Linked DNA regions of Homo sapiens: region 2 is linked to region 1. Evidence: chromatin loops called from intact Hi-C (ENCODE). Cell type or tissue: IMR-90. All regions are shown on one strand. Links, peaks and the distances in the headings refer to the core of each region. The heading gives the core; the rest is flanking DNA. Region 1 has its middle 15 kb from the start of SAMD13. Region 2 overlaps PRKACB (protein kinase cAMP-activated catalytic subunit beta).

Region 1 (2,924 bases), core at 133-2,632:
TCAGGTTCCGTGATGCCCCCAAGCCAAAAAACCAGCAAGTTTTTATTATGGATTTCAAAAGGGGAGCGGGGTACAAATAGAGTATGGGTCACAGAGATCACATGCTTCAAGGGCAATAAAATATCACAAGGCAAATGGGGGCAGAGTGAGATCACAGGACCAGGGAGAAATTAGAATTGCTGATGAAGTTTCATGTCCCACTGGGCACGCATTGTCATTGATAACATCTTATCAGGAGACAAGTTTTGAGAGCAGACAACTGGTCTGACTAAAATTTACTAGGCAGGAATTTCCTAATCCTAATAAGCCTGAGGGCACTGCAGGAGACCGGGGCTTATTTCATCCCTTATCTACAACTGTATAAGACAGACACTCCCAGAGTGGCCATTTTAGAGACCTCCCCCTAGGAATGCATTCTCTTTCTCAGAGCTGTTCCTTGCTGAGAGAAAGAATTCAGACATATTTCTCCTATTCACTTTTGTAAGAAGAGAAATATGACTCTGTTCTGTCTGGCCCAGCAGGCAGTCAGGCCCAGTGGTTATCTCCCTTGTTCCCTGAAAATCGCAGCCATGCTGGTCCTTTTGGATGCCCAGATTTCATATTGTTCAAACACACATGCTCTACAAACAATTTGTGCAGATAACGCAATCATCACAGGATCCTGAGGCGACATACATCCTCAGTTTACGAAGATGACAGCATTAAGAGATTAAAATAAAGACAGGCCTAGGAAATTATAAGAGTATTGACTGGGGAAGTGATAAATGTCCAAGAAATCTTCACAATTTATGTTCAGCGATTGCAGTAAAGACAGGCATAAGAAATTATAAAAGTATTAATTTGGAGAATGAATAAATGTCCATGAAATCTTCACAGTTTATGTTCTTCTGCCATGGCTTCAGCTGGTCCCTTCATTCAGGGTCCCTGACTTCCTGCAACAGATATGGAATGTTTTTTCTTCCTATGTTTGTTAGCCATTGCTCCATTTTCTTCTAACATTTAACATTGCTTAGAATATGCCTGATTCCTTTGTTTATGAAGATGACCTTTTTCCTTCTGCCTAGATGACTATAGGATTCTATTTCTTTTAGTCCTTAAAGTTCTAGAAAGAAAGCTTTTATTAAATTTGATTGGAATATGGTGAGCCTTTTCAAAATTCAATTTGAAAACTTACTTTAGTTCATAACATTCTTCTATTGTGTAATTTTTCATTTCCATTTGCTCATTCACATCTTCAAAGATAAAAGTCACTCATGTTTTAGTTCTCCATTGTCCATGGTCTACAACTTTCATCTTCTTTCTGATCACCTTCATTCCATGTCATTTTCCACCAAATTCCATGTGATTATTTTCTTCAATAGCTTCCTCTTCATGTCCAATTTTCTGCCGTTTAAATTCTCTTCCTTGGTACTTTTAATGTGATTTTCAGTTATTTAATTTCTTCTCATTTGATTCCTCTGCTTTTCTAGATTTCTCTTATTTTTACTGTTGCATGGGTTCTGTGATTTTTTTTTTCTAGATTAAAAAAAAAAACTACCTAAACTCTTTGAAGGAAGTCGATGAGATCTAGTTGATTTGCTTAAGAATAAAGGGAGTGATTTTCCTGCTTTTCCCTCTGTTTACCTGAGTAGTGTTTGAATCATCCACTTATAATGTAAGCTGGAGCACTAATGTTGATGGCTTATAATGTTTGGTTAGTCACTCAGTGATGGATGAGCTGGGTCAGGAGGAAAATTTGCTATGAATGAGGAAGAGACTCAGGAAGAGATTCATACTTTTTTTTTTTCCTACTTATTACCCACTTTTTTCCACAAAGCATTGGGAGGGAATTGTAATAATATAAAAAGCAATTTAAAAAACTAACATCAGAAAGAAAATACCAACACAAGAGGAGAAGAAAAAAATGAAGATATGTAGCTGTAGCATCCTACAAAGTTATTAAAATTAACTTACAGTGAGATGTTTAAGCTTCCTGACAACCAAATCAAGAAGAAACGTGTAATTAGATATATGATTCTCATTGACTCTAAAAGAAAACCTAACAGTTATTCAGGGGGAAAAATTTAACACTTACTTCTAAAAAAAAATCAAATTAGGCATGATTCTTAGTGAATTTTATTTAGTGAATTCAATAGTTCCATTCATTAAGTCATTTCTTCTTGCTCTGCTTGGTAAAAGGTGAAAACATGGCATCAAAACACAGCCCAGAGAAAGTCAATTCCTGTATTTCTAAGACAGTAGGATCCAGGCTTATTTGGAAGATAAAATATCTCTGGAAGAACAGATAGTGTTAATGGATTGAATCATTTTCCTCAAAAAGATATAACCCCCAGAACCTCAGAACGTGACCTTATTTGGAAATAGAGTCATAACATATGTAATTAGTTAAAATTAGTCCATATTGGAGTAGGGTGGACACTAATCCAGCAAGACTGGTGTCCTTGTAAAAAAGGAGAGATAAATAAAAGAATGCCATGTGAAGACAGAGAGACACAGAGGGAAGACAGAAGCAGGAATTGAAGTTGTGCTGCCACAAGGAAAGGAAGACCAGGGGCTACAAGAAGCTGGAAGAGGCAAGGAGAGATCTTCCTCGAGAAGCTTCAGAGGGAGTGCTGCCCTGCCAGCCCCTTTATTTCAGAATTCTGGCCTTCAGACTGGGAGAGAATAAATTTCTGTTGTTTTAAGCCACCCAGTTTGTGGTACTTTATTACAGCAGCCTTAGGAAACTAATACAGATAAACTGCATTTCAGTCAACAATGTTTTATAAATGTTAGCTCTCTCAATCAAGATTTGGTATGTGCTGGACAGTAGAAAGTTTGATAAGTGACTAAAGTAAGTTTTATGTGCTGATATTGAGGATAGATCCATATGCTTTAAATTTTAAACCTGCAAATATTGCTAAGGTTGACATCCTTGAGAACAT
Region 2 (2,924 bases), core at 311-2,810, 72 kb after region 1:
TATAAAAAATAAAGTTTTTTATGAGATCTAAATCTATTTTAAAGTGCTATCAATCTTGTTATTGACTATATAACATATCTATTTGCGATAATAATGCTGACAGCCATGATTCATGAACTTAACAGAGAGTTTCTGGATCCCTCTTGTGAGATAGGCTGTATTGCATTCACATTGTTTTGGTCTGGCTATATGTTCTTTTTGCTGCATTTTAAAATTCTTTAATTGTTTTGTTTTTGTAATCTTTATTTATTTATTTATTTCTTTGAGACGGGGTCTTGTTCTGTCACCCAGGCTGGAGTGCAGTGGCATAATCACAGCTCACCGTAGCCCCAATCTCCCAGGCTCAAGTGATCTTCCTGCCTCAGTCTCCCAAGTAGCTCGGATTACAGGGATGAGCCATCATACCCAGATAATTTTTGTATTTTTTGTAGAGACGGGGTTTTGCCATGTTTGCCAGGCTGGTCTCAAACTCTTGAGTGAGACTCAAGCAATCCACCCACCTTGGCCTCCCAAAGTGTTAGGATTTCAGGTGTGAGCCAGGGCACCCAGCTTGTTACTGTAATCATTTGTAAAATATATAAATTAGAAAAACTGTGCTTTTAATACTTAATTAGAGCATTAAATTTTTTTTTCCTTAAGGAAACTCAATCATGTAGTTGCACAGCATTATTAAAGATGACATGTCTCTAAAACATTAGAAGTTTTGGTTTTATGAAAAAAAAGAAGAAAAAAATTAAATATATTCAAAATGAAAACACTTTATTCATGCAAATCATCTTTAAGCATGTAAGAAGCAAAATGAGAGATAAAGGTAATTCAGTGCAGCAAAATCTTTTCTTAAATGTCTCAAATTATTACAAAAGTGAAATGATAACTGCTATCAATTAATATAGTACTGTTACCACAACTGTCATACTGGCAACTTGTGTAGCAAAAAACAAAACAAAACAAAATACTAGTTTCTTTTAAATATGCTACAGTTTAGCTGGGGTTTCTTCTCTATTTTATTATGGTGGTATAATAATGCCAGCGATTAACTTGATCTATACTTATATTCAAGTCTTCAAGTTGCCTGAATTTCTAACTCTAAGAATCCCTTTAGCGAGCAAAGAGTCAAACAAAAGACCAAACAAAACAAATCTCAAAAACTCAGGTGCAAAGTTATTCTGAATTTCCACATTTCTCACAGTATAGTACTTTTACATTTATTTATACGACCATCTGACTAATCTCCCTGTCCCCTGGAAGTATAAGCTTCATATGGGCAGGAATAAAGGTTGGTTTTGCTCATCATTGTATTCTCAGCACCTTGCAGAATACCTAACATACAAGCAGGGACCTGATAACTATTTGGAAAAAATCTTACGTGAATAAATAATTGTTAAAAGGAAAAAAGTAGTAACTTCAGATAATTTGCTTTGACCTTCCAAAAATGCATGAATTAAAACCCCTAATTTGTATGAATTATGTTCAAATTAGCTTTCAAATGGATAAAGGAAAGCTGTATCTCTAAAGAGAGACCAATATGCCACAAGAAGGTGAAAATGAAGACTAACAAGGAATGAAACTAGCAATTTAATGTTATTATATATCTGGCACATGCCAATTCTGGATGGGCAACTACATTTATTTATATATCTTCCTAATGTGGCTTCACATCAGTTTTGAAAACCCTTAGGACATTGTCTAATATATAATTTCCACAGTTTTGTGAAGCGTAACAAGCATAGATAGGAAAAATTTAACAAAGGAAACATTTCAGGTTGATGGTCAAAATAGCATATATGCTTTCTTTTTAAGCTAGGTAAGGCCAGGTGTGATGACTCATGCCTGTAATCCCAGCTCTTTGGGAGGCCGAGGTGGGCAGATCACTTGAGGTCAGGAGTTCAAGACCAGCCTAGCCAACATAGTGAAACCCTGTCTCTACTAAAAATACAAAAAAATCATCCAGATGTGATGGCATGCACCCATAGTCCCAGCTACTCGAGAGGCTGAAGCAGGAGAATCACTTGAACTGAGGTGGCGGAGGTTGCAGTGAGCAGAGATTGTGCCACTGCACTCCAGCGTGGACTACAGAGTGAGACTCCACCTCAAAAAAAAAAAAAAAAAATTCTAGGGGGAAACTCATTTTTAAGTTATGGGCTGTAAAGTACTTTAGATCCTGCACAAGATTAATTCAAAAGGTAAAAAAATTAAAACTATGTGTTAAGTTGAAAATATCTCCACCACATATAATTTAAACACCAACTTTAAAAAAGCTTTTAAATTAAAAAAGAAAGTCTCACCTTCCTCTGGTAAATAGCAATCCAATCTGTCGTGGCAAACCACTTGTGAGTTTTTATATCACTGACACCATTCTTTAGATTTCCAAATCTCTTGGTCAAATCCACCTGCAGCAGGTTCCGTAGAAGGTCCTTGAGATCTGAACTGAAGTGGGATGGGAATCGGACCTACACAAACACACCATTTGGTAAAACACACATTCTAAGACTCATGATATTTCTGTTTTGATTTCATAAAGTTTTTTTTTCAAGGCAACAAGCCATTATATAAACAAAAATATGGAGCGATGACCTTCACATACTTTTAACTACATGTTACAGTCCCCACAGTAGCCATAAAGAAGAGAATTACTTGGGTGAATGAACTAAACCTGTTCTCTTAGGGCCTTGCTTTGGTTATGATGTCTTTAAGAACATGGAGCAGTCTCCAGAAAAATGTGCACACCTACAGAACTTTTGCAAAATATCAGAAAGTTCACCTATCTTTAAGAGCAATCTCTTTGGATCATACATTACAAACCTGTGTCTCAAAGATACATAAATTTAACTTTGTAATATAAATAGAAGAACCAGCATATGAAGGAAATCAGTATGTACATTTTGAAAAGAGATCTATCAAAAAGGAAGTCTAAAAATGGTTGT

What was found. Hi-C counts contacts between places; a loop is a spot of excess contacts. Peaks named below come from ENCODE experiments on the same cell type or tissue, not always from the same donor. Only the 100,000 strongest peaks of a DNase experiment are listed, where the experiment ranks them.
Region 2: it touches region 1 in a loop (2.1-fold over the local background); 2 of 110 quality-filtered maps call a loop at or near these places.

Annotation. Positions count from the first base shown.
Region 1 is chr1:84,285,033-84,287,956 of GRCh38, reverse strand. No RefSeq gene overlaps it. Among named protein-coding and RNA genes, the nearest start is that of SAMD13, 15 kb to the left of the region's middle. RefSeq lists a silencer at 224-424. In IMR-90, for the core only: no CTCF peak of the experiment used is centred there; a DNase peak (open chromatin) is centred at 1,676.
Region 2 is chr1:84,213,679-84,216,602 of GRCh38, reverse strand. It overlaps PRKACB (protein kinase cAMP-activated catalytic subunit beta), which reads right to left. Exons shown (of 10, transcript NM_182948.4): 9 at 2,286-2,450. Among named protein-coding and RNA genes, the nearest start is that of PRKACB, 71 kb to the right of the region's middle. In IMR-90, for the core only: no CTCF peak of the experiment used is centred there; no DNase peak of the experiment used is centred there.